Regions from separate parts of the Homo sapiens genome. Here all the other regions are linked to region 1. Evidence: chromatin loops called from intact Hi-C (ENCODE). Cell type or tissue: IMR-90. All regions are shown on one strand. Region 1 has its middle 270 kb from the start of LINC02755. Region 2 overlaps LIN7C (lin-7 cell polarity scaffold C). Region 3 has its middle 220 kb from the start of LINC02742. Region 4 has its middle 270 kb from the start of LINC02742. Region 5 has its middle 9.2 kb from the start of LINC02758. Region 6 overlaps LINC02742 (long intergenic non-protein coding RNA 2742). Region 7 has its middle 160 kb from the start of LINC02758.

Region 1 (4,000 bases):
GATTTTGCAGTCTGGTGGGAGAATAGGTGACAAGACACAAGTGAATGTGAATAAATGCTTCAAAATGAGATAAGTGTTATGCAGGAAACAGGGTGCTAAAATGAAGTCTTTTTATTGTAGGGGTTTATGAATTTCTTCCTAAGGAAGTAGCATTTGAAGTAAAAGATGAAGGGCGAAGGAGTTAACAGAAAAGGGAGAGTGTGTTCAAAGATTCTGAAGTTGGAAAGAAAATGGTCTGTCCTAGAACTTGAAAGGCCAGGGTGGCTAGAGCACAGAGAATGAAGAGAAGAAATAGGACTCTAAGATGAGATTGGAGAGATGGACAGGACCCAGGCCAAAAACCCGAAAGCCGTTGTAAGGCTTTTACTTTACTTTTTCTTATAGGAAAGATGGTTTAAATCAAGGAGTGGAAAAAATAGATTTCTGTTTTAAAAATTGTACTCTTCGGCCAGGCACGGTGGCTCACGCCTGTAATCCCAGCACTTTGGGAGGCCGAGGTGGGTGGATCACAAGGTCAGGAGATCGAGACCATCCTGGCTAACATGGCGAAACCCCGTCTCTACTAAAAATACAAAAAATTAGCCGGGTGTGTTGGCGGGCGCCTGTAGTCCCAGCTACTCGGGAGGCTGAGGCAGGAGAATGGCGTGAACCGGGGAAGCGGAGCTTGCAGTGAGCCGAGATCGCGGCACTGCACTCCAGCCTGGGCAACAGAGTAAGACTCTTGTCTCAAAAAAAAAAAAAATGTTACTCTTATGGGAGGGTGGAGAGTAGCAAAGAACCAGGTCAGAGGCCAATACCATCATTCTGTCAGGAGATAGTGGTGACAAAGAACCAAAAAACTATCGGGACCAAAGATACAGAGACAGTTTCCCCTATTTCATAAACTCAACTATAAGGAATTTAGTATTTTGAGTTGACTCACAATAAAATATGCTTTCTAAATTTTAGTTCATTGAGAACAAAGGACTGTTCGGGAATCTTTGACAGTCAGCTCAAGGAAAATGTAAAAAGTTGGGGAAAGAGTGGCTGTAAAGTCTCAGAAAACCACATGTGGCATTTGGTTGAAGGAAGTATAAGCAGTGCACGTAGGAACTGGAAGCTTTTCAGATACCTATACTGTGTATCTTTCTGAGTCTAAATTTTTTTCTCGCATATGATATTTTCTTTGTACACATCCCATTCTTCTTTCTGCAGACTGAATTCCTCTGCTTATTCATAAAATTAGTATCCCCAAACTTCAAATTCTTTATGGCTTTGGTTTGCCAAAGTGAAGCTCCTACTTTGACACGGGGTGCCTTTTCAACCCTAGAGCCTTCTTCCTTCTGGATTCAGGCTTTTTGTCTCCTGATCCATGTTCTCTCAGGCCTCTGGATGGGTAATTTCAGTCTATGGTTGCTTTCCACTTACTTCAAGTATCCATCCCAGAAACAATTCATTATCACAATGGGAGAGTTTGGTAAGCGTGATTGCTCATTTTAGAAGCTGTCGTCAAATTGGATTAATTTAGAAATGAAAGCTAAGCCTAGAAGAAACTGAGTTCATATCACAAACTTAAAAAAAAAAAAAAACCAACTTTTACACTTAGAAAAACTAAAACAAACAAAAATTGAGTTTCCACACTAACCAACACCACCAGAACAGAATATAAAAAAGGCAGGTCAGGCTTAATAACTTACCTCTTAGCTTCTCTGATTAAGCAAGGCTTGAGCATGGGAAATCTTTGGTCCATTTTGTTCTGTTACATTTTCTAATAACCCACAACCACCTAAGTTATGAAATGCTATAAAACAGAATGTTTATTCCCACTTTCAGCATTCATATATCATCTGCTCAAAGCTAGACTTTAAAGTTTGGAATGTGGAGAAGACACGTGCTTTATTGGTCTGCGGCATTCATGTTTTCTGTTGACACCATCACTCTTGAAAGACGGAGGAGAGAAAATGAGACATCACCTCTGGTTGAGTGGAATTCAATTGCAGAGGACCATGGCTGCGGAAAGCTTACAAAGTGCACTCAAATTTTCAAATCTCTGGACTTTCATGTGCAGGTAGACACTCTGGAGCCATCTAGTGGCATAACATCATTGAAATGAGAAGAGCCAGGGTTGAGAATTGACGAAAAGTCCAAATGTAACTCCAGTGTAATCTAGCATAGTCTCACCCACATGGGTCATGATTTCAGGAAGGTAACTGATATGGCAAATGCCCTGGTTCTGGGAAGGAAACTGACAACCTATGATCCTGCCTCATTCCCTGTGACTGCAGTTTCTTCTAGCACTGTTCCTACATGTGCATCACCTGGTGACCTAGTTGGAGTGGAATTTATGAGCAACAGTTATTTTAATGAATCTGTTAGAAACAAAATACAAGACTGCGTTTAACCACTGCAAATTGTAACATGTCAGTGACTTTACCATTGTCTCTTAATTAGCTCCACCTATTTTCAAATAAGCAGCTTGGGGCCGAGATAGAGTTTCAAAGCGTTATTCAATGGTTTTAAGTTGTTAAGCTAGTGCTTTATTTTGACTGATATTTATGGGGCTGGAGGAATAGAAGAACTGGAGGCATTTTTTCCTTTCTCTAAAACTGAAAACCAATTCTCTCTATGATGATTTAGACTGGAGCTAAGATATAATACTTGGAAGAGGTTTTCCTTAGAAAGTGCACTACTGCACTGACAGTGACTTTCTATTCATACCACCTCATTTCTTTTACTTGGTAAACTAAATTAAGCTCTAGGACACTTGTTCTCAAACTTGAACATGCATCAGAATCAACTAAAAACCTGTTAAAATGCAGATTGCTGGGCTTTATTGGAGTTTCTGCTTTAGATAGGTCTGGAGTAATGTTCAAGAATTTGCATTTATAAAAACTTCCAAGGAGATACTGATACTGTTGTTGGCTGAGGGACTGCACTTTGTAAGCTATTGCTGTGGAAAATTAAGGCATGGATGTTCACCTTTTATTGTTTTACTGACTCAAAGACAAAGCCGAAACACTCTTTCTGGCCTTCTCAATGAGCAATAGGGTTTTATGGCAGGTAATCTTTTATTTTTTAGAATAGATCTGGTTCTTCAAATGAGATCCTTCATAGAAACTCAATGTATAAGACAGGTAAAAATAGAGCTCCTTTGATTAATGTGAAGGTGAGAGAACAGCACCTCTTCTGTCTTTCCTCATAAATTTCCATAGCAGATACCGGCACCACCTCAGCAGAAACTGGGAGCCAGCATAGAGCATGTTGAAAACCAAAGCGGGTATTACTATCATTGCTGACTCTTTAGCTCCCTCTTACATGGTCACCAGATGCTCAGAAGTTTCTGTTCATCATCCAGATTGTTCCATTCCAGCCTCAAATTACTATTTTCTACAAAATTATTGGTTTGCCCCTCACTGATATATTCCACTGGGTTCGGTGCAGTGTAGTTATAATATGAATAAAAGAGTGTGCATTGTTCTTTTCCAGATAACTCTTGATTACAGAATTTGTTTTGTAATACCAGTCCATGAGATATTGGGAATGGTGTAAAACACCCATACTCCATGAGGAGCGTCTGTGCACAGCTACATTTTTCAGCACTTCTAGCAGCATGACATTCACGTCCCCATTGCCCTGGCTGTTGTCACTGTTCCCAGGACCACCGTCATGCTTCCCACCAACCCCTTCCACAATTACAAAACAGATAATGGCATTGATAACTAATGTATCACTTATCACAAACAATTACAAATATTTATTGAGTAACACTTTTGAACTATATCCTTTAATTCAGAATTCTCCCCTTCAATAGCTCAAAGATGGTTGATATATAGCAGAGAGAAGGCAGGTTAGGAATTTTCACCAACTTGCAGATGTTCTAAGTCATGGCTTTTATCAATTTACCTATGGGAATATGTAACCCTATGAATATTTTCCTAATTTAGATATTTCTTTGTTTCATCTCCAAATGAGTTCTTGAATCTAAACTACTACTCAAAAACAGAAAAGTGGAAAGTTCTAT
Region 2 (4,000 bases), 1.8 Mb before region 1:
GTGGACAAATGAAATATTTCTCAAATTCCCATATTTGAATCATAAACAAAAGTTGCCTCTTTAAATCCAACAATTTTAGTATGAGTTCCTACTTATTTTGATGGAATCTACAGATTCTCATGAATACTTCACATCATAATTTCTATGTATCTTAAATATATCCTCTTTTCTTCCTATTTAAAATCAATTATTTAAATTGAGCTAGTAAGAATGTCTACTCTTGAAGCTAGTGAGGTTAAAGGTATTACTTTTCCTTCTTTGCTTCAGCTACTTCCCACCACCAAATAACTGGTTTGTCTCTAGGAATGGAAGGACTAAAATATAGGGGAAATACTGTGCATTTAAATAAAAATGAATAGTATTTAAAAGAAATCACAAAAGATGAAATCTGAACCTGTTTTGCATTTATAATTTGATGTACGGTTGAACATAAATAGGGATGTAATAAGTAATGCTATCAATTACATCCTCTTGCCTCAATGCTCAAATATTAAGAATATGTATTTTAGCAATGATTGTTTCAGTGTTTAAAAACTTACTTTCATAAATCAGTATAAATGAATATCCATTATATATTATGTTTAAGTAAAAGTGAAAAAACTTGCACTGTACTGAGTCATGATTTACCACTGGTTATATATATTATGTGTGTGTTCAAAGTACAAAATGCAGCAATGATGTTAACATTGACAGTGTAATGAACTGCCGTAGATGAGACTGTTATGCTTAATTTCTTGGAAAACTGTAAAGAAATTTCACAGGTTAAAAAAAATAGAGTAAGCAAAAAAAAAGAATTGGAGAACTTTACTTTTAAATCAGCAGCTAAATGAAGAAAACTTTTCCTTTCTAAAAAAAGATTAAGAATGTAAAAGTACATTTTAATATTAAAAAAGCATTTTAAAAAATCTATAACAACTTTATGACAAAATCTGCATTTGAAAAAGGCCTGTAAAAACAGTAGGACAGAATTGCCCTCATCACCTTTTACTTTTTCTTGTCAGAAAAAAGTGTATGCATCTCTGGAACCATAAATGATGTTAAAATAGGCATTTATAAAATGACAAGGAGAATTTCATGATAAATTTGTTTGTTTTCTTACAATCATTGGCATTGCAGCCATTAGTAAGTCACAAGGAAAACTTCTCTAGCTAAAACGCAAAATGAAATATCAAGTTTTGAAATGTATTAGGTCTGTTGCCTGCGTTTTGCTGATCTCATTTTTTCAAAGCGCGACTCCATTTCTTCTAAGACTTTGGGTGTGTATCGTACCACTAATTTAACCTTTCCTTGTGCGGCTTTCAGCAGTTCTACAGCTTTTTCATGATGTTCTCCTTCAACACTCTAGGGGAAAAAAAAACAACCAACCATACACTAATATCTAAGTTTTGAAAGTAACTCAAAATGCAAAAATGTTTACAATATATATAATGAAGAAAAGTTTTAATGTTATATTATTCCAACATTACAAAACTAAGAAATAATCCTGCCTTACCATTTTAATCTATATGAAATCCTCTCTTACATCATATTCTGTTTATAGTCTAAAAGCTGGCTTTTAAGTTCCAAATAATTAGCATATTAATCTATATGCCTTATTATTTCAGTAGATCAAGCAATTGGCATTTTATAAGAGTAAAATGAGGGTAGACTTCTAATTTAATGTATTGCCTTTAATAAAGAGCTTATGTCATAAAAATGACATTAAGCACTGCTAATTTACACTGCAAAATACACTTATAGTGCTTAAAAAAAAGGATCACTGTATTAATAGTACTGCCTAGGATTCCCTCAAGGCATTTCTAAACCACAAGTTTCTTAGGTTTCTCCTATTACTCAAATACGCCCCCAGGTGGTCACAACAGATCACTACAAATAGAAATAAAATTCATCCTTACCACTCCATTAACAGAGAGGAGTTGATCTCCACGTTTGAGGCCCCCATGTCTATCAGCAATTCCACCTGGAATTATTCGGGATATATAGATTGGAGAGTTTTGTTCTTTGCCTCCCATAATATTGAATCCAAGGCCCTCTTCTGTTTTTGGTAGCTCAACAACTCGAGGATGAGAATGTCCTTCACTGGCAGCAAATGCAGCAACAGTAGCCTGAAAGAAAGTTTTACATATTAAAAATATGACTTTTATTTACTTCAGTTCTTTCATCTTTTGTTTCCCCCCGAGATGGAGTCTCGCTCTGTCGCACAGGCTGGAGTGCAGTGGCGTGATCTTGGCTCACTGCAAGCTCCACCTCCTGGCTTCACGCCATTCTCCTGCCTCAGCCTCCTGAGTAGCTGAGACTACAGGCGCCTGCCACCACGCCCGGCTAATTTTTTTGTATTTTTTTTTAGTAGAGATGGGGTTTCACCACATTAGCCAGGATGGTCTCGATCTCCTGACCTCGTGATCCGCCCGCCTTGGCCTCCCAAAGTGCTGGGATTACAGGCGTGAGCCACTGCGCCTGGCCTCTTTTGTCTCTTTTTAAAAACTACTTTTGAGCACGTATTTTTGACGTCTGAATGCTCACAAATTCACTGGTGATTCTGAGAAGGTAAGCTAAACAGAAGGTATTTTAGAGACGACAAATGAATAATTTCGAGTTATGCAGGAAATGTTACGATTTTTTGTTATGATTTTTTAGGTCATTCCTAGCCCATTCAGTGCCCACTCTTTTGTGCAGTCCTGTATGCGCAGGGCTTGGCAAGCAGACTTACTGGGCAGACTGATATTGTACATGGTAAGGAGGAAAACCCCTTCCCCAGCATGCTAGCAGCCCTGGGCTTTAGATCTGGATCTCCCAACTCCTTCAGGAGCCTTTGTGCAGGACACAACCTACCTATATAATCAACATGGAGTTGCCCTTATATGTAATCATTTTGGCTTCTGTACTATTTGTACTATATACTAAATATCTAAGATGTCAAGAAATAACTCAATATTGAGAAAAAGAGAGGTACATATAGCCAATCTGAATGTTTTGTTGCTTTAGTTAACTAGACACAACTAAAAATCCCCACAGAAGATGAAACAGAGCCGTATCTTCTTTAAAGCTCAACTTTAGACTAATCCAAACTAATTATAAAGTTGAGATTTTGTTTCACTTTGCTTTAAAGGGTAATTATCTAGTACCATTTTTTTGTGATGGATCACAAAAATGGGGAGGAGGAAAGAAATCAAGATTTACTGAACACCCGTTATCTTTGAAGAAATCAAGATTTACTGAATACCCGTTATCTTCGAAGCTCTGAAAAAGGCCTCATTTTTCAGATAATGGAATTAAGGCTCAGAAATTCAGTAGGCTATCAAACTCACACAACTCAGCAATTAAAACCATGTTTCTCTGGTCTTTTCTACACTGATAAACTATATCCACATGTTTAAGTATTTGTATTCAACAAAGAATCCACCATTTCCTTTTGTGAGCCAGTAACTATCCATAAAAAACTATCTGCTGATGATTAATTTAAGTCACCGACTGCTGATATTACCCTGTTCAAACCCCCTATCATGAATAGTGAGGTCAATACCTAAATTATTTGAGGAAAACAATGGCACAGAAATGCAGATAATGTAAAGAAGAAAGCAAAAATCAACTCGGGGAAGTACCCCAGCTCTATCATATGCTATTTGTGTGGTTTGCGGCAAATCACCTCATGCTTCCTCATCAATAAGATGAGGATAGTAATTCATATCTTAAAATTCTGATTAGATTTTGTATAATGAATATTATATAGTATCATATATATAACATATACAACACAATTATATATTGCATGATACATATTGTATGCAAGTACATTTCTATTGCATTATCTAAACTGCATGATAAAATAGCTTATGTAAGCTATTTATCATGCAGCATTTATGTAAAGGCAATAGAAACAAATGTCTTATTTCTTAGTACTTGAGAAATTTGGTGTAGCTTGAAAGATACATGTTAGTCTTCAAAGTAAGTTTATTATGAATTTAATAACTCCATATTTTAAACTTCTAATTTATGAAGA
Region 3 (4,000 bases), 210 kb before region 1:
TTTACAAGGCCTGCTGTTGGGAAGCACAGACTCCCTGAACTCAAGACTTGCTAGATTGATAGCTTTCTCTAATATATGAACTCTCCTTTTGTTGAGCACATGGTCAGACTATATTTCTCAGGATCTCATGAGTGAATTGTGGCCATATGATTGTGTTCTGGACAGTGGAATGAGAACAAAAGCAATATATTCAACTTCTAGGCTTGACCCTTGGGAATCCCCATACCCAATCATGGTTTCCTCATCTGTCAAAGAGATAAATCTGAGGACCTAGGGGAGGGTAGAGACATAGCATGCTAGGAGCAGGAGTTTTGGTCTCTGAGTTTCTGCATGGAGTAAACCCCAACACACACACACACACACACACCAACAACCTGCCTTGGAATATGACATGAGCAAGAAATAGGATTGTGGCTGGACTCAGTGGCTCACACCTGTAATCCCAGCACTTTGGGAGGCTGAGGTGGGAGAATTGCTTGAGTCCAGCAGGTCGAGGCTGCAGTGACCCATGATCATGCCACTGCACTCCAGCCTGAGTGAGTGAGAGCCTGTCAAAAAGAAGGAAGGAAGGAAAGAAGGAAGGAAGGATGGAAGGAGGAAGGAAGGAAGGAAGGAAGGAAGGAAGGAAGGGAAGGAAGGGAGGGAAGGAGGGAAGGAGGGACGAAGGGAAGAAGAGAGGGAGGAAAAGAGATGAGTGTGTGAAGCCACTATATTTGGGACTTCATCTGTCACAGAATCCAGTGTTGTTCACCTTGAATAATGCTGTACTTAAAGTCAACTCTGAGTAATCACAGTTACCAAGTACAGTACTCCCCCTTTATCAGCAGTTTTACTGTCTTGGTTTTAGTTACCCATGGTCAACCATGGTCCAAAAATAAGTACAATAAGATATTTGGGTTGAGAGAGAGAGAGAGGTATTGATTTTCACATAACTTTTATTATAGTATGTTGTTATAATTGTTCTTTTTATTAGCTATTGTTGTTAAACTCTCATTGTGCCTAATTTATAAATTAAACTTTATCATAGGTATGTATGCATTTAAAAATATGGTATATATAGGCTTATTACTATCTGCAGTTTCAGGCATCCAGGGGGGTCTTGCAACATATCCCCTGTGGATACGGGATGACTGTTATATAGATGACTCAAAGCAGAGAAACACTGCAGTTATAAAAACTTTTTATATAATAGCCTGTTTAATCTCCAAAGCACCTATTTTATGGATAAGGAAACCAAGACACAGGGAGGCTGAGAAACTTGTTTCAAGTGACACAGTTACAAGAAGCAGAGCTGAGATTCAAACCCTGGTCACCTGACTCTAAAGTCTTCATTTATACTTGACTACTATGCAATAAAATATGCTATTATACTTTTGTAATCTACAGATTATCCTGAGTTAAAGATTGCTTCCACCACTGTTTTTAAGAGCCTGTTTCCTAGGGTGAGGTGGGTACAGTATTCAGTATTTATAGGTCTGATTTCATTGAATACCTCGTAGCAGTGCTATTATCTCCACAGAAGAAACACTAAAGTTTGACAGTTTAATGGTCAAGATACCAGAGCTGTTTTGAGCTGTTATTCTTACCCAAATCTTCAGATTCCAGATCCTGTGCTCTCACAAGTATGCTCTGCTGTCTCAAACCTGTCAAAACACCCCTTCTAGAACACTGTTTTCCTCCTGGCTGGATTCCTCCTGTCTAGAGGATTGCTTTGTTAGTGAAATGACATAATATATGGGAATGTGTTCTGTAAACCAGGAAACACTGAACAAACATAAGGCATGATTATTACCAGTAGTACTTAAGACAGAGAACAAACCATGACAACCCAATTGCATGTACTTCCTTATTATTCAGAAAGGGAGCTCAGAGGAAAAGTCTTGCCTGGGGAATTCAGTACAATCTGAGTGTATACTCTGCAGTTCATTCAGAAAACTGATTCCACAGTTCTCTTCCTAAGTTCTGCTTCCCAAGTAATTGGGTAATATCCACGTACATGCAGTGCAGTAGGATCACCTCTGCCTCACGCATCCGTGCCTCATTTCCTCACTTAATGCCTTCTCAGTTCCGTTATTTATTTTCTTTAATATTACTGCAGTACAGCAGAATGAGTCACACTCCCTGCCATTCCCAGTAGCACCCTCGAAGGCCCACAAAACAATCCGGTGATTTATGAGGACTTTTTCTACCCAAATGATACACAATCACAGAAGCTGGCTTTTCACTGCCTCGGTCTCCAGATCAGGGACAGGTTTCGGATATCAGCTCAGAGAAGGGGTTTGGATCCTTTGGCGGAGCCCGTGCAGTGGGGTCGTTCTAAGGCAGGGTGAATTGGATGACTGGATGGGGCAGAAATGGTGTAAATGAGGGTTTGGAAGACAAGCAAATGCAGTTTCCAGGAAGAGGAGTCATAAACACAGGAACTCAGGCTGTATACTAATGCTAAGAATGAGAAGGCTGTATATCTAAACCAGTGATTCTCAACCAAGGAACCCTAAGGGGCACTTGGCAAAGTCTGTAAACATTTTTATTTGTCACTAATGGTAACAAGTAAAGTGGGTGCTGGTTGGGTACTACTTACACCTAATAGATAGAGGCCAGGGATGCTTTTTAAATTTATTTAGTTATCTCTATATATTTATAAGAATTATATATATTTATGGTATACAACATGATGTTTTGATGTATGTATACATTTTGGAATGGCTAAGTCGAGCTAAGGAACATATCTACTACCTCACACACTTATTATTTTTGTGTAGCGAGAACATTTAAAATCCACTCTTTTGGCAATTTTGAAGTATATAATGCATTGTTATTAACCATAGTCACCATGTTGTACAATAGATCTTCTGAACCGATCCTCCTTTCTAACTAGAATTTCGTATCCTTTTACCAACATCTCCCCAACCCCCAACCTCCACTCCTGACCCCCAGCCCCTGGTAACCATCATTCTACTCTCTGCTTCTACGAGTTTCAACTCTAGATTGCAGAAATGTGAGATAAGGCAATACTTGTTTTGCTGTCCTTGGCTTATTTCACTTAGCATAATGTCCTACATTTTCATCCATGTTGTCACAAATGACAGGATTTCCTTATTTTTTAAGACTGCATATTATTTCATTGTGTGTGTGTATATATATAAATGTGATATATATATATATATATATCATTTTTTTCATCTATTCATGGTTGATGGGCACTTAGATTAATTCCACATCTTGAGAATTATAAATAATGCTGCAATAAACTTGAGAGTACAAATATTCCTTAGACATACAGGATTGCTTTTAAGCTTTCTACAATGCACAGGACAGCCCTCTCACAACAACGAATTATCCATCTGAAAGTCAATCGTGTGGAAGTTGAGAAAACCTGCTCTAAAATCAAGAGAAAGATCCTAGTTCCATTCCGACTTAGAGGTTGAACCATGGGACCATGATAAGGGGAGACACTGAGTCTCTAAACCCTTGGCAACACAAGTGTTTTCTTCTACCCAATGGTACCTGTTTTGAAAGTTTAATTATATCACCTTCTTAACTTAAAGATGGAGCTTTACAATTAAGCAAGAGGTGGTGACATTTGTGCTGGATAGACCCTAACTTGAATTCTTGGTCAATTGCTTACTAGCTTTGAGACCAGGCAGAATGTTTTTAACCTCTCTGTGCCTAAATTCCAACATCTGTACAATGAAAATAATAATAATTAACTTGCACAGTAGCATGAACATTTAATAAATTGCTGAAGTTTCAGATGTTTGCAGCTAAAGTTTAAGATCCTTGCCATCAGATCTACAGTCTAATATCCATGCCAGCAGAGAAGGCATTTTTGATGCTTGCTATGGGTTAGTGACTTTATACACATAATAATTTCACTTATTCAACAGCATTTAAAGTAGACTGTTGCAGTGGCTATAAAAAGGAGAGAATGGGCACCACATTATCTCATCTAGACTGAGGTTTTCCCAGCAGGGACCTTAATTGTACTTTTGTGATGAGA
Region 4 (4,000 bases), 160 kb before region 1:
TGAAATTAAAGCATTTTCAATTTCAGGCTTTGAAAATAATGGTATAAAAGGAAGTAGCTGCATTTTTGGGACTCAAGGTAATAGGATATTCAAATCTTTCTTTGGCCTCTACAGTTAAGGTGCACCTGTCTTTCAATATTGGTAGAGGATATATGATCAGAGAGCATTCAAAGCTTTTTAAATCCAAAGGAAGGACAGAGCAAGACGGACTTGAATGTGTAACCTTCAATTAGTCTAATTAAAGGAATAATAGTGACCATAAGGCATCATTAGAGCCACTGCAGCCCTAAGTTCACCTTCAGTTCCACGGATATTGGAGTCATCTCCTAAAGTTGTCCTATAAACTTTCAAAGGGAAAAATCGGGAAAAGAGAAATGAAATAGTTCTTACTATAGTCCAGACTTTCTTTTACACAATTTAGAGCTCTAATAGCCTGTTTGATGTAACCATCTTTAATTATAGGTACCTGAAATTGGGCACTTCTAAAACAGAACTTCTCATCTCCTTCTAATCTTTCTCTACCTCCCTTGTTCTCTTAAAATCATTGGCTCTGCTTCCGCAGCCAGGGCATTTGATGTCATTTTTTATACTAACCCCCTCTATATCCCATTCTTTCTATTTAAACCATATATAGAGTATCAGTTATATCTAGAGATTTTTTAAGATCCATTTCCCATATCTATCTCAATGGCCAATGTGTTAAATCCCATCCCTCATCATCTATCACTTGAAAAACTGCAACTACAACCAAATGCTCTGGGTGCAATTCAGTTTTCTAAATTGTCACAAATTTTTACTCCGTAAAACAAGGATGATTTTATCACCCTTTGGACAATATTTGCTACTGGATCTTTGTCTTTTGGATTAGACCTCACTTTTCTAATTAGCAGGGAAGGTCTTCTGCAATCGGGCACAGCACAAAAATCTGTCTCTGATAATGTTACATAATGATCAGCGAAGAACAGTGAACTGAGTCTTAAATACTAGAAACCACACATTTGCAGATTATTTTTGTTGTTTTTTAAATTATTTTTATTATACACAAGATTCATAAGTCTTTATCAAACACATAATCATCAGCCAACTGAACTGAGTCCCAGATACTAAGAATCAAGGATGTGCAGTTATTTTTATTTGGTGTTTTTTTTTTTTTAGTTTTTATTATAAAGACTAAAGTTCCATAGGTCTTTATAAGAAAACACAGAAAATTTGAACCAAAACAAAACCCCAAGAAGTCAGAGTGCAAAAGTTTACTCGTATAAATATTGGGTAACATTCACTTTTTAAAAGGATGTAAGGTCTGTATTAGTTGCCTCTGGTAGGTTGACTATCAAAGCATTTAGTTCATGTTTTTGTGTATCTATCAAGTGTTCTCAGTCTTTGTGGAATATATGCTTTTGTGGGTTAGAAAATATTTTAATTTCAATTGGTTATCTGGTAAGATTTTAACCAGACACAGGAAATTTCTATGTGTGCTATTTGATAATAAAAGAAAACTTCTTAGCTTTAGGGAATTATTTTACTTTAAAAATTGCTAGATAAAATATCACAAGAAAGAATAGTTTCTTGGCCTGCTTCTATGAAAACTTCTTTGGGTGAATACATTTGCAGAGACATATAAAAGCATTCATTAGAAGTGAATCATGGTGTACTTTCTTCAAATAATTTTCCATTCAAGTGACACTTAATTCATAGTTTATACATTCAGGGCCAATAACTACACAATCCACATTCCATAAGGAGTACCAAAAATGTATAAGATGCTCTAGGCTTCCTGAAAATCGAGCATATTATGTCTACACAGATGATAAGAAGAGGAGTGAAATGGTGAGATTGTCAGCATTCCTTTGATGTCTTTTAAACAAAGATCCTATTGAATGTTGACTCATTTTCACTCCATGTGATCTTATGGAAGAAAAATGTTGTTTGGGTCTTGAGATCTTAGGCATGCAATGAAACTAGATTTCATTCAAACACTTTTTTCATTTTTGTAGTGGAAATATTTTTATTCTTCAGATTTCAGCCTCATTAAATTTTCAAGCTACAAAGACACATAAATAGCATTCAGTGAATTTCTAACTGTATGACAGTCTCAATAATTTCAAGAGGTCTTCACTAATTTACTATTCTATGCAGTCAAAGTAGAAAATTTATCTCCTGTAAATTGTTTAACTGCTAATGCTGGATACCACTGAGGACAGCTATCTTCAATATGTTTTTAAATGCAGAAAACATATTTTCCTAAAAGAAATAAACAAGGACTCAATTACTCTGTAAAATTATTCATTTGCTGGGAAGTACCATCTTACCTCCATTCATATACCATTTAGAAAGTAGGTTTTTTATGTTTTTATTTTAATTGCTCTTCAGTTGGCCTGTTCAAATAGATTCTCCATTATGTAGGTATTCCCCTGAGATGGAAAGTTAAGTGTTTTGTTATATGTGTTTAAGTCTTTCAGGCTACCAGAAGGATAGCAAGAGTTTGGGAGAGCTGTTGAAGGAAAGGTTCTTTATGGTGGGGCTTATTTAAATTACAATAATTTTATTTTCTTGGGACTTCTTCAAGGACATGTCAGGTAGACTGAGAATTACACATCTGAAAAAAGAGAGACAGAAAATAGAAGAGTAAATATAGCAAATGAATATTCCCATGGAACAGAAGTATTGTTACATAATATTTGCAGATAATTTATTCTTAATATTTATCAAAAGTTTTCTGCTTAACAAGTGTGAGGTTTTGGTTTTCAACCCAACTATCTCTTCCATAATCCCACAGTTTTTTTAAAAAAGAATTATGAAGAAGAGGTAAGAAAGGCTGTTTCTTTCCCTTTAGACCTCTCCTGTCCCCAGACTTCATAGAATGAAGCCTACTTAAACTCCTTTTCGAATCTATAAGGGAACTGAGCACCTCTCTGACATTTCCTAGTGGAACAATGAGAAGAGCCTTTTCCCTCTGGACATCTGCACATGCATCTGAATGTATACAGAAGAGCCAAATATGCCATGTAATATTAATTACAGTGAGATGGGGAGGGAAATATTTCTAGTGATACTCCAAATAAGGCATAGAAACCCCAGCAACACTAACTACAATACGCCCTTGACAATACAGATATCAACAAACAATTTATAATATGTTGAAAAGGAAGCAATCTAGTGGATGATACCAATCATTAAATCTTCCCTAAACATTAAGTCAGGACAATTCCTTTATGAAATATTGTGGTGAGAAATACAGTGACCATGATGATAGTACAAACTACAGAATATACAAATACAATTCCAATAGATTCCATGAGATTCCAGAGGTCCTTAACAATGGTCACAGAGAGGAAATTATGAAAACTACTACTGATGGTCTGAACAAGAAGATGTTGCTGCTTGATTTTAAAGCCCTTTGTGTTAGACAACAAACTGTCGTCCATATCAGGCTTTTAGGATCAGGTTTCCCACAGCAAGAGCTGTTTGATCATAAGATGCAGCTTTAAACTTGCCATCTGTTGTCAGAACCAATCTCAACTGAAGCCGAAGTTTTTGTTTTTTACTTTTTATTTATTTTTCGTCAGTAGTACAGTGTACCTTGGTTCAGTCCATTCTTTTAAACTCAGATAAATTTGAGTTTGGCTATCAGACTTGGAACTCACTGCTTGCTTTGTTTTGAGTAATTTACTTGTCCATACTGAGTTATGGCTTTTTCATCAGTCAAGTGGAGATGGATGGCAACTCTCTTAGGGATTTTGGAAAGAGTAAACCTAATTCCTGAACAGCAGTAGTAATGACAATTCTGCATCAGTTATCTTTATCTAGAGCAAATCTTCTACTCAAATATGAAAGTTGGGATATCACCTCACTTCTGAGCTCTAAGCCATACTTCAATACTTATAAATGGTCTTGTTCCATGGTTTTTACCCGTATGAACCTGTTTTGCTGATTTGCTTCGGACCTGGATTCCTTAGTATATGGAACCCATCCTTTAACTAGAAGTTCCTTGTTAGAACTA
Region 5 (4,000 bases), 800 kb before region 1:
TGATAATTGAACGAAGATCTGACAAAAGAAGTAGGTGCTAACTAGGACTGAGAGGATTAAAAACAAGGCAACAGATAGGAAATATGCTACCATTTTTCTTACTAACATTACTGTTATTTAATAGAGACCTTCTTAGCGTTTTTATCTCATCAGTGAAGTGACACTTTGTCTTATGATAATTCCAGGTCTGGCATTATTTCATAATTCCTTGTCTGGAATAAATATTTTCAAACTTGAAGGTGATATACCCATAAAAATTCTGACTCTCAAAGTAATTGCCAACTGTGGCATGCATGGGAAGAATTTGTAAAAAAATGACTCAGTGTAAATCATGATTATTTTACATTTTTCTTAATTTTGTACCTATTTCCCATTCTCTGCCTATATTATATAATAACTTTTATATCAACTATATTTCCCATGTTAAACCTGAGTTATGAAATTCTTTCTGCATCTTTTCTCATGTATTGGAAAGAAAGTTAATTCTTTTCAGCTTAATCTTACCCAGTGCAAAGCCCTTGTAATAATGTACTTTATTTTTGAAGGCTTCTGACCAGTAAACTGCATACTTCAAAAAGGGACTATCTAAGCCCAATAGGCACCACTCAGCAACGAACCAGCTGATTCCCTAATACTAAGCAATTATGTAAGGACTGTCCAAACATAATAAAACAGCATTTCTCCCTCAGGGGAGGACTTAAAGGAACAGTCACCTCTTCCTACTCCTTTCATATAACATTGCTGCTTTCCCATCTGAACCGAGACTAAGTCAGCGTGATTGGTTAAGCTCTTCTTACTGAGAACAAACTGAACCCAGATGTGAATTGGGGAAGGCAGGCCAATTTTGCTTTTGGTCTTTGCAGTGCCAACGGTCCAATTTTTTCAAAGCTTTACAGTACCTGGCACTTTGGGCCATGTTGTAAAGATCAGGCTTATGAATGTTTATTAGTCATTCTCTGATAATTACTTTGCCACGATTTTCCAAATGGACAAAAACCTTATTTTTTCCTTATTTGTGGTATGTGTGTTTGTATCGCATAGATACTAAATATTGAAAGCTAGATTTCAGATCATTCTATGTTGGCTTAACTGAGCACTCTTTAAAATAGAGGAAATGCTGAGACTTTTAATTGGTGAGCCATTCTGAAGCAGAAATATTGTAATGCATCTTTTAATCTGTCTAATTTTGAAATTTATGAACAAAAATGGCCCTGTAGAGAAACAAAATGGCATGAGGCAAATGTTTGACATGTAATAGTAATATAACTGGAATGAGGTAGAATCCTTACCTCAGGTGTAATGGCTTAAATTTAGCAATTTCTAGGGTCCATGAATGGAGTGGGTTCATAATCCTAAAATGTTCAGGAAGGATGAAGACATAGGTGGAAATCTGCTTACGTTGAGAAGAGAAAGACTTTAAGATCAATAAACAGCACTTAGTTGAAACCACTAATGAGGTATACGACATGTCTCAGAAATCACAAGTTTATTTTGCTTTTGTGAGAAGTCAGAATAACTTGTGGCTGAGGCTGTCAACACACTAGACCGCAGCCTTGTGTCAGCCTCTGGTTTTTCTAGTGCTTAAGAAGTGTCAAGTTCCAAGAGAAGGGCAGAAGCTCTGTCATCTGAAGCATGCAGTTCATCAGCTTCATACTGGAAAACAACTTGAGATGTATCATTTTAAAGCACAAAGGATGTAACTTTATGAAAATCAATTTCTTGTTATTCTTCCATACTCTCCATACACCCACTTTTTAAAGAAAAAATATGCCCTTTTGCAAAGCTGGTACTTGAAAATGTGGAACGCAGAAATTCACCCTGATCTCTCCCTTTTCCCCCTACTTCTTTCGTGAATTGAGGAATACACTTGTCCAGATTATTTTGGTGTACATAGCAGGGGGTGGGGGGCGGGGGTAGGAATATGGGAGGAGTGGAAATAAAATGAAATAAAAAATTGATTTGTATTGCTCTGTTTGGCGTTTAGTGAAGACTTGATTAGTCCTGGGGGTTCTTTCATTTCTCCAACTCCTCCAATTGCCATAATCCTTAGCTCTATACTTGGAACAATATGAGTGCCCTCTGGTGGACAAAATGTCATTTAAATTTTTGTGTATATTGACTGAACATGGGTAAGTATGTAGAAAATAAATCTTATGTTTCAAATGTCCTCATTGAACTTCTGAAATCCATAAAAAATTAGTTTCTGATGTTCAAGGGTTGTGACAGCAGAAAATAGCTCCATAAAATATGGGGATAAAAGGCAAGCTGGGGTGGGTACTCCTGGTCCTATTTGCTACCAAAGTAGAGTCTTGGAGCTATACATAATTGGGAAGCTGAAGAGGAACTCAAATGTCTAAGGGGAAGGCCAATAACTCTACTTCTTGGCCATCTATGCAAAGATTAGAAATGCTATCATTAAGAAGGAGACATTAATGAAACAACATAAGCACAGGCAAAGCCTCTAAAGATCTATGCCTGTTGGCATTTGGTGGTTAAAATTCTTAAAGAGAGAGACAGAGAGAGAGAAACCACAAAGGTTGTATAACCTATTACATGCCTAAATAATGCAAAAGACATAAAACAATGCAGGCCTTTGCAGTAAAGGCTTATAAAGCATGTTTTCCCATTTATTCAGACTCTATCTTCTCTGTTGGAGAATAACACATTAAAGGCTGAATGCAGAGTATCTGGTTATTTTAAATCTCCTTCAATTTTTGACTTACTAAAAGGATAGCAATCTGATTTAAATTACCAAATTGGCAAAGCTCTAGAATTATGGGCAGCGGTGTGCTGATAAATGTATAACAACTGTTTCCAAAAAAGAAAGCCCTGCTTGGTAATATCTGCCAATTTCCATGGTGTAAATAATATCATCATGGTTGATTTAAAGCTACCAACATAACGTCACTGAACATACCATTCTAAAGACATGCGCACAATTGACTTTCAGAAACTGCTACAGGGCAGCTCTAGAATGCCACTAAATAAGAGATTTAGAATTTTTTTTTCTGTAATTTTCATAGTTTGGACCATGAAGATATATTATTTTTGTAATAATGAAAGAAAAACTCAAAAGTTATTTTAAAAATAGGCCCCAACTGAAGAAATTATTTCTAGCAAAAATTGTTTAATACAGTCTATCTACAATGTTTCAAAACTTAATATGTCTCTCTTAAAAACTCTGTAAAGTAGATAAAATAGATATCTGTACTACTTCTTGACAGGGAAGGAATATGAAGTCTAAGGGGGTTTAAGCAACTTATAGAACTAGTCCTATAATTCTAGTTTTTTTTTAGCTGTTTATTTATTTCCCTGTTTTACATACTAAATGGCAAATTCACAACTGAAATTGCTGCTTTCTAACTGCATTTGTACTTTTCATTCAACTGTGGTGTTTGCTTCAAGCAGAAAAGGATTATCTGAAGCTATCTCTTCAAGAAATTTCTGATTTTATAAAGCAATTGATTACTATATAATCTGATGCTATCACTGCTATACTCTAAAATGATGACAAAAACCACCATCCATCCCAGCTCCCATGGACCTAGAAAACAAGAGGAGAGTCTGATTATATTTTCTACACTATCTTTTCCTTGTATCATGCTTTTATTAGTTCAACCAATGTTGATAAAATCCTTGATAGCTCTAATTTCTGCCAATCATCCTCATATCCTTGAACTTAAGGAACTCACGTGCCTAGGTTTAGTATATTCAAGACCACTCCAAACCACTGAGCCATGTGAAAATCAGAAGTTTAGGACAGTGAAAGGAGAACAGATTTGTGAATCAGGAATATCTTTATTTGAATATTGCTTCAGATACTTTCTGTGTGACTTTCAGCAAGTCACTGAATCTCTCCGATCCTGTTTCCTTTTCTGAAAATAATAATGCCTACCTCACCGTAAAGTTGAGTACACTAAGTTAGATGGTATTGATTAAATGCTTATTAAAATACATGACATATTGTGAACACTTGAAAAATGGTAGTAGTAATATTTCA
Region 6 (4,000 bases), 370 kb before region 1:
TGCTACATATTATATACTTCATTCTATAGAATTGAGTTATTTAAGAACAAATAAAACATTCCTAATCCTATAATCATAATTTTCTAAATGTGAATTTCTTTTTGGTGATGCAGTTTCTGTTGAAATGTTCTTTTTGTGACACTGTCACAGCAGGTAATTATGAACAGAAAACATTGTCCTTCTATAGGGAACAGAGCCTGTGCATCACCTGATCTAAGCTGGTGTGTTGTGATATTTGAATAAATTAGTAATAATGTGCTTTTTGAAAAACAAGTTCCATCTTTCCTAAAAGGTAATTTTAAAAATCTCATTTAATAAAAGCTCAGAATGGTTACATTCTCTTTTTTTTTTCAGATACACTGACTTATTATTGAGTAGGATCATTCTCTGATAATTCTGCACTGAATAATACTCATATTAATATCCTGCTCATCCTCAAACAATAACCATTGTCATGGTAACTACATACCATGGGAAAACAAATTGTACAAATGAGCTTCTTCCATAATTTTAATTATGCAAATAGAAAATTGAAAGAGTACATTTTAAGGAATCAGTTTCCTATTTATAATTATTGACTAACGTAAGTGATTCATGCCATTTTCCATATCACTGTTGATATGTTAAAAATGTTAACATGATTGCATTTATCTGAATTTGTGTTGATGTTCAATACAGGAAACATTGAAATTTCTCCTTTAATATCGTGCTTTAAAGAACAGTATTAGAGTTTAATTTAGTTATTTTAATCAATTATTCTGTTTTCTGGACTTAATGCACATAAATTAGGGAGTGACTGTCATGAAACAAATTCTTATTTTTTTTACTGCTCATACAATTGATTTCGTAGTTTGATAGGAAATGTTAGGGCTATTGTTACAGATTTATTTTTTCATTCTGTTTATTTTTTTTAAAATAACTGGAATATGTGCTGGGTGTTGTTAAGGGTATTCAAATTAAAATCAGATGTCTATCCCTTCAGAATTTAGACTTTGCTGGAGAGGCAAGATAAAACAACTAAAATACAAGGCTGTATGAACTATTTGCACAACCCTGGTATGAGTAGGACGTGTTGAGTAAGACATGTACAAGAACATGCTATCAATGTGACAGCTTGCAGATCAGATAACATGTTCAGAGTGGAGACAAGTAGAAAATTTAGGGAAAAAAAAAGATCAGTGAAGCCAGTGACAGGGAAGAATTATAAAACTTCACATGAATGGCCTTGACAATTATGGATCATTTCAAATCAATGCATGGTAGGTTATTTTTTTCTTCTTGTTTTTCTTCAAATGGAGATTTTTCTAGAGTGGTTCAAAAACTCATATAATCATAGAAAATAAAATATTCTTAAAGAAGTAAAATGCAGGGGGCCAGCATGGTGGCTCACACCTGTAATCTCAGCACTCTGGGAGGCTGAGGAGGGTGGATCACCTGAGGTCAGGAGCTCAAGACCGTCCTGGCCAAACCCTGTCTCTACTAAAAATACAAAAATTAGTCTGGTGTGGTGGCAGCCACCTGTAATCCCAGCTACTTGGGAGGCTGAGGCAGAAGAATCACTTGAAACCAGGAGGCGGAGGTTGCAGTGAGCCAAGACCGTGCCACTGCACTCCAGCCTGGATGACAGAATGAGTCCCTGTCTCAAAAAAAAAAAAAAAAGACGTAAATGTGGGAGAGATCATGATCAGCAATTCAAGTATGTATTAGTGTCATACCTCTTATTGGAAATCTGAGCACCTAAGGGTAATATGGCACAACGCACACACACACATACTCACAGGAGTCAGGGTGAAAAGAAAGACATAAAGGTGGCATTGTTAAGTGATTTATAGTCTGCCTGATCAGGAAGTGGTATGTTCAGAGCTTTCCTAATAAGGATTGCAAAGGCAGCATCGCAGAAGTGAGAGGTAGTAGGAATGGCGAACTTTAGCATGTGCTGAACGTAGCATTCAACTAAAATCAGAGGGTTTGATAAATATTATCTTGAAAAAAAATCATTGAAATTAGCCACTTGGGGTAATTCTGATAATCAAGGAGAAAATGATTAAAAATATTGATGATAGGCAGCTCTTAGTAGGAAGGTCATGATATATTGAAGATTCATACAGCAAGGCAGAAAATATTGAACATTACTAGAAGATATTATCCTTATGAAAATACATCATAAAAATATAAAGTATTAAAAAATATGTTCTGGGGAGGGCAGTCTTAAAAAAGTAATTTAGTTCAAGATTATTTAGAGATTTGACAAAATTGATTTGTCATTATAGATATACACAGTCTAATGCAAAGGAATGTTTTTAACTGATCAGATTTTAAAAATAAATAATCTAAGGTTGGAAGGAGTTAAATACAATTAAAAATATGGGAAGGGCTTAAACAATGTCAAGAAAGCAAAGCTAGAAGAATTTGATATTTTCTTAGCATGAAGCAAACAAGAAGATGTTTTGCAATCATGTTTCAACTGAGACAGTGAAGAAACGTAGGATTGCCTGTGGGAAGATGACATAGTGCTTAAAAATGAGAAAAAAGAAAGTAAAATGAATCAGTTCTTAATCATTGGTAATGATCTTTAAACACATAAAAAGAGAATATTTCACTAAGGAGAGAATGAGGCTCAAGTTGTGGGGTATTAGGAAATATCAAGTTCATAAGTTAACTATTTTGGGACCAAGGGCTTGTAAGAACTAGCAGAAGACATGGAGAAACATTGTCAGTAATCTCTGAAATAATTAAGGAGAAGAGATGTAGTGAAGAAAACAGGGAATTGGAAAATGTGCAGATGTTGACAGAAGGAGCATGCATTACTAAAATTGCACTTCTGTAAGTTTGATGCTATTCCCTGGTGATGTTCTCATCAGCATTTTAATGTGTGGTTGGTATACTTTAGGAAAGCAGATAGTGATGGCTATGCATTTACACTGAGGAAGACTACAGTTGTAAGAAGCTATAGAGAGGCATGGTAACTAAACCTGGGTAATGCATGCTGGGCAGCTTCTTTCCTCCTCAAGCTCAGTATGTCCAAAACTGCAATGTCCTGCCTCTTTTCTTTCTGCATCATATTGATGGCATTGACATCTTCCTAATCAATGAGGTTAGAAAACAGGGTGGCATTTGTCATCTTTCTCCTCCATTTTCCACATTTCCCCATCTAAACACTGAAAATCCCCAATTTTATATCCTAAACATTTCCCGTATAATTTTCCTCCTTCCTTCTCTGCTCCCCCCAACTTCTCTCATAATCACTGTCATTGAATACTGCTGAAGTTACCAAACAGATATTACTAGTTTCATTTTTTTTTTGTCTCTCAAAGCCATTATCCTCCTGACTGACAAAGGAATCAGCCTAATATGCAAATCTGTCCTCGTCTTCCTCTTGGAGGTCACCTTCAAAGGGTCCTTATTGCCTCAATGACAAATTTTAAGTTACTTAATGTGAAAGTAGTGACTTTCATCACTGCCTAATGCTTTGGATTCAATTTTCACTATCCTCTGCCTCACATTTATATTCCAGAAATATCAAACTGTATATATTTCTCTACACATAGCTTAGAGGATTTTGCTCTGTTCCTTGCACTTACAATAAAGCAAGTTGGACTATATTAGCATTTGAGCTCTGGAGTTAAAGGGTCTGGTTTCAAATCCTTGCTCTACTACTTATATGACAATATTCACTTATTTATGAAACCTCAGGTTCCTCCTCTGTAAATTAAGAATAGTGACATCTTTCTCACCACATTATTTGGAAGTTAAATGAGATCATGCTTGCAAGATGCAGAGTGCAGTGTCTGGAAAAGAGAAAATAAAATAGCATCTCTGTCTTCTCTGCTTAGAATTTCTTCTTTTACCTCTGTCTGGAGTATGTCTTCTGTTCTCTGATAATACCTGATGCGTAATTTTATTTTATTTTTCATACCATAACAATTTTTCTCTTTATGCACCTATACCCCCACTGGACTACACACAGGCAAATAAAACTATGTCTAGTCATATATTTAGC
Region 7 (4,000 bases), 630 kb before region 1:
CTAGATTCCTGGCTGGGAAGAAAATACAGAGGGTGCTGTCTCCTCAGATTTTTCTCTAGTCATGAATCTAGACCTTCATCAATCATTCTTGGAGCCCTTAATATGTGCTAGATTAAGTCGAGGAGGGGAGACAGATTGGCAAACTGGCAAGTGTTGTGAAGTATTGAAGGCATAAAGAGAGGAAAGTAAAGCAAGGAAAAGGAAATAGACAATTCCCCCAGGGAGAGGGCAATGCAGAGGAACACAAGAGCTTCCTCTATCAGATGGGTATAGATTCAAGGTCATCTTTATTCCACCCTCCTTCTCTAGTGATGCTCCTCACATATGGCAAAGTTTTCTATCTTGGCTGGATATGGTCACCTCAGTCTTCTACATAATAGAATATGATCATCTACTTTTCAAGATCACCAGAGTCTTCTGAGAAGCCATCCAGCTGCTCAAGAGATGCAATGACATCTGCTTAAAATACTGAGTATTAATTCCTATTATATTAATAATATACAATCTTACCAATATGGTTGAGAATTGTTGGTTGATAGAATTTGCATGGTTATACACTTAGACTAAGGAATTAACAGGGTAATTTTAAAAGTTGTGAAGTACCTACTGTATGCCACACCACAGGTTACAATACTGATGATACAGAGATTTGTGGGACAAAATCCCTGACATCAAGCTGGTCACAGTTAACCAGGGAGACAACATATCCAGATAACTGTAATAACCTATTTTAGGTAAAATAATAGAGGTTTGTTTAGAGTTCTGTGGTTATTTCTGCCTCGATAAAATCAAGGAATTCTTCCAGAAAAAGTGACATTTAGACTAGCTCTTGAAACATGAATAGGAATTTCCAAGGTTTTCTGGAGAGAGCCCTGGGAGTCTGTTGGGGGAGGCAGCATTAGATACTGGTACAAGAGCAAAACCAGAGGGGAGGAAGGTTTGTGACAGTGTGGGAAGAAAGAGGAATGTGGTTAGGATGTAGAGTGCACAGGCAAGTGGTAGGAGATAAAACAGAAAGGGCAGGTTGGGGATTTATTTTGAACAACTTCAAATTCCCTTTCACCTCTGATCCTTTCCCACAACTCCCTAAATCTTTAATGACCAAGATGTTTCTGCTTTCATAATTTCAGGAAACCAAATGAAGGCAATTTATCACAGCAAATCCACAATTGACAGCCCTTCCTAAAATTATTTTTTTTTAGTATCTCTGTCCTTTTCTTTTAGTAGCACTTTACTGGAATAGCTGACACCCTAACCATGGAACATCTCAGCAGAACTGACTTTACAGAAGGTCCTCAACAACACCAGGAAGGAAGTGTTCTACCTTTGTGGAGATCTAGAATTTTGAACATTAATAATTTTAAAAATACGTAACCATTGTTTTCTTAATATTTGATGTGGTTTTCCTTCTTCAAGGAGAGCTAAGATCCTGCTAGCCTTGAACTTTTCAGCCTTGACTATTTGTTAAGTTCGGAGAGTGGAAAGAAAAATCATTGCAGGCTTTTTTTATAGAATGGAAATTTTTTTAAAATTCATCTTGATGTAGCCGAGAAAGGAGCTGAATGAAGTCCCATAAATTTTTTTTTAAAAGAAATTCACCTTAGAGTTCAGAGGAAGTGTGGATATCTTTAGTTTGAGAAGGACTTATTTTTAAGGAGACTATGGGAAAACTTGGAAAATAGGCTTGGGGTGAATAATCTCTTTTACTTGATGTTATTCCCAAAAGGATTTCTTCCTCCCACTCTTCCCTGACCCCATCACCTTTCTCTCTCTTTCTCTCTCTGTCATCTGTAACTCTGTATCTCTTCATTTTTCCCTTTCTCTCTCTTTCTACATCGCTCCCCCTCCCATTACCACATAGGCACACACACACTTGTCTACAAACCTATAGAGCCATAGTTCAGTGAAACCTCACTTAAATAGGTGTATTCCAGAAAAGTGAGTTTTCTAGATTACAGGAAGTTCCACTTGTCACTCAGTAACTTTTATACAAAGTTTAACTGCTGTTAGTGAAAATGTTCCTAAAATGCTGGGCACACTTTTCTACCTTCTTAAATAAAGTGTGATAAATATAATTTAAACGTTATAATTTTGCCACTAAAAAGTTATTACTTTGAGACCCATCCCTAAACTCTAAGTTTTTATTTTCTTATTTTTTTTCCATCTCACTCTCTGCAATAAAATAGCTACAGTGTTCTGGGTACCCCAAATTTCTACCCAGTCCTTCATTCAAGACCGAATTCCCTAAATTCCCAGCCTCAACTGCTATTTGCTGCCCCCTGCTGGCATCTGGTGACAGTACCTCTCTACTTGAACTGGGGGAGGGGAGGTGTGCCCTCCTTAACCCTTTGTTGTATGCATTAATCCCTCACATTCAAATTTTGTTTTAGTTCTCGCTACAGAAAGAGAAATGTATTCTAGAAAGTATACATTAAATAATGTCACATTAATTCCCAGCAAAATCTCAAAGTGGATTATTAAAGATGTGGTTTGTGTGCACTGAAAAAAACCTAATGATCTTGTGTGGAGCAATAGGTCTCTATATACACATGAAATATATTAACACCAATAACCTGATCTTCTTTTAAATGAGAATTACTAACCTGTGTTAGTGAAATGCTACAGTTGTTGATTACATTGGTTTTGCATGAATTCAGATTGTTGATGGCTTTGTGATCCCTTTCCTTTTCTTCGTAGCTTTTTCCTCGCCGCACCATCACTTCCTCCATGATGAAACTGAACTCTTGGCCAGAGCATTGTATAGGAGTATAAATACACAGTGAACAAACCTGAGCCCCTAGAGGGCAAAGATGGCACTTCACTTTTAAATTTTTGTGTCTCTCTAACATGTATATCAGTGTGTGGTATATTTGTGTCAAAATATATTGAGACTTAGTAACTAGGAGGATGATGTTGGATAAGATCCTTATATCTCTGGCCTTCATTATAATTAATTAACTGATTTATTTTTGAGAAGAAGTGTCACTCTGTCGTCCAGGCTAGAGCAGAGTGGTGCAGTCTTTACTCACGGCAACCTCTGTTTCCTGGGTTCAAGCGATTCTCATGCCTCAGCCTCCCAAGTAGCTGGGATTACAGGTGTGCACCACCACGCCTGGATATTTTTTTGTGTTTTTAGTAGAGATGGGGTTTCACCATGTTGGCCAGGCTGGTCTCGAACTCCTGGCCTCAAGTGATCCACCCGCCTCAGCCTCCCAAAGTGCTGGGATTACAGGCTTAAGCCACCTCGCCCAGCCTCTGATCTTCATTTTTATCACCTATATAATGATCTAGAGGAAGCATATCTCCAAGGACCTAAGACACTTTAAAAATCGCTGTACACAGGTATAACCTTCTCAGATATTACCGAGTAGAGCAGAACTAGTTGTACCAATTCTAAAAGCCCTCTGTTTTGAGTGATGATTTTAGAGTGATTTTTACTGATGCTTATATCCCTGTTTAGTAGTTTTACTACTTCTGTCTCCTGTTGATAAGCTGTTAGCTCTCCATTCTCACTTCTTCAGTACTAATCACCCCTCTCCCACCTCTTATTTGCTGATGCTAAACCTCTGCATCTTGGAAACCAATATTCTTATTTATGTTACATAATACTAAACAAAAATGTTTGAAATTCTGACACCCTGTAGCCCTTTGTGGTAACGTTAGGTTTGTTTCACTTCATCCTGTGGCAGACAGCATGTGGCCTTTGTGAGAACTATTCCCTCAGCCCTGTCCCCATGAAGTTCTGCTCTGTGGCTATATTTCAGACAGATGATGTCGCCAAAAATCTGATCTTTAAATGAGTTAGGGGCATTGTTACATAATCGCTGGTAGACCACCTGTGTATTTCTATTCAGAGCATAATCTGCCTCCATATGTTGGCTGATATGTGAATAGATCAGTGTGTAAATCAGAGCACAAATATTTAGTGAGAATTTTCCCTCACTTTGTGTAAGCTTCTGATCATGGAGATTCAAAGAAGTGAAAGGCAGAATCCCTAGTC

The links. A loop is a pair of places that touch in the nucleus more often than their neighbours do. Peaks named below come from ENCODE experiments on the same cell type or tissue, not always from the same donor. Only the 100,000 strongest peaks of a DNase experiment are listed, where the experiment ranks them.
Region 2: a loop joins it to region 1, with 5 times the contacts of the local background. A loop is called at or near these places in 13 of 110 quality-filtered maps.
Region 3: it touches region 1 in a loop (7-fold over the local background); 2 of 110 quality-filtered maps call a loop at or near these places.
Region 4: a loop joins it to region 1, with 5 times the contacts of the local background. A loop is called at or near these places in 9 of 110 quality-filtered maps.
Region 5: it touches region 1 in a loop (8-fold over the local background); 12 of 110 quality-filtered maps call a loop at or near these places.
Region 6: a loop joins it to region 1, with 5 times the contacts of the local background. A loop is called at or near these places in 2 of 110 quality-filtered maps.
Region 7: it touches region 1 in a loop (5-fold over the local background); 12 of 110 quality-filtered maps call a loop at or near these places.

What each region holds. Positions count from the first base shown.
Region 1 is chr11:29,327,079-29,331,078 of GRCh38, forward strand. No RefSeq gene overlaps it. Among named protein-coding and RNA genes, the nearest start is that of LINC02755, 270 kb to the right of the region's middle. In IMR-90, a CTCF peak has its summit at 2,068 (motif pointing left); a DNase peak (open chromatin) is centred at 2,153; H3K27ac peaks cover 3,559 bases.
Region 2 is chr11:27,497,464-27,501,463 of GRCh38, forward strand. It overlaps LIN7C (lin-7 cell polarity scaffold C), which reads right to left. Exons shown (of 5, transcript NM_018362.4): 4 at 1,896-2,105; 5 at 1-1,341. The coding sequence ends at 1,186. Among named protein-coding and RNA genes, the nearest start is that of LIN7C, 7.3 kb to the right of the region's middle. In IMR-90, a CTCF peak has its summit at 1,826 (motif pointing left); a DNase peak (open chromatin) is centred at 1,848.
Region 3 is chr11:29,118,125-29,122,124 of GRCh38, forward strand. No RefSeq gene overlaps it. Among named protein-coding and RNA genes, the nearest start is that of LINC02742, 220 kb to the left of the region's middle. In IMR-90, no CTCF peak of the experiment used is centred here; DNase peaks (open chromatin) are centred at 1,127 and 2,037; H3K4me3 peaks cover 326 bases; H3K27ac peaks cover 3,431 bases.
Region 4 is chr11:29,172,050-29,176,049 of GRCh38, forward strand. No RefSeq gene overlaps it. Among named protein-coding and RNA genes, the nearest start is that of LINC02742, 270 kb to the left of the region's middle. In IMR-90, no CTCF peak of the experiment used is centred here; a DNase peak (open chromatin) is centred at 1,802; H3K27ac peaks cover 3,527 bases.
Region 5 is chr11:28,527,707-28,531,706 of GRCh38, forward strand. It overlaps a transcript of METTL15 not described here. Among named protein-coding and RNA genes, the nearest start is that of LINC02758, 9.2 kb to the right of the region's middle. In IMR-90, a CTCF peak has its summit at 2,070 (motif pointing left); DNase peaks (open chromatin) are centred at 1,535 and 2,065; H3K27ac peaks cover 718 bases.
Region 6 is chr11:28,960,877-28,964,876 of GRCh38, forward strand. All of the region lies in intron 1 of LINC02742 (long intergenic non-protein coding RNA 2742), which reads left to right. Among named protein-coding and RNA genes, the nearest start is that of LINC02742, 61 kb to the left of the region's middle. In IMR-90, no CTCF peak of the experiment used is centred here; a DNase peak (open chromatin) is centred at 2,475; H3K27ac peaks cover 1,737 bases.
Region 7 is chr11:28,695,836-28,699,835 of GRCh38, forward strand. No RefSeq gene overlaps it. Among named protein-coding and RNA genes, the nearest start is that of LINC02758, 160 kb to the left of the region's middle. In IMR-90, CTCF peaks have their summits at 2,286 (motif pointing left) and 2,786 (motif pointing right); a DNase peak (open chromatin) is centred at 2,266; H3K27ac peaks cover 335 bases.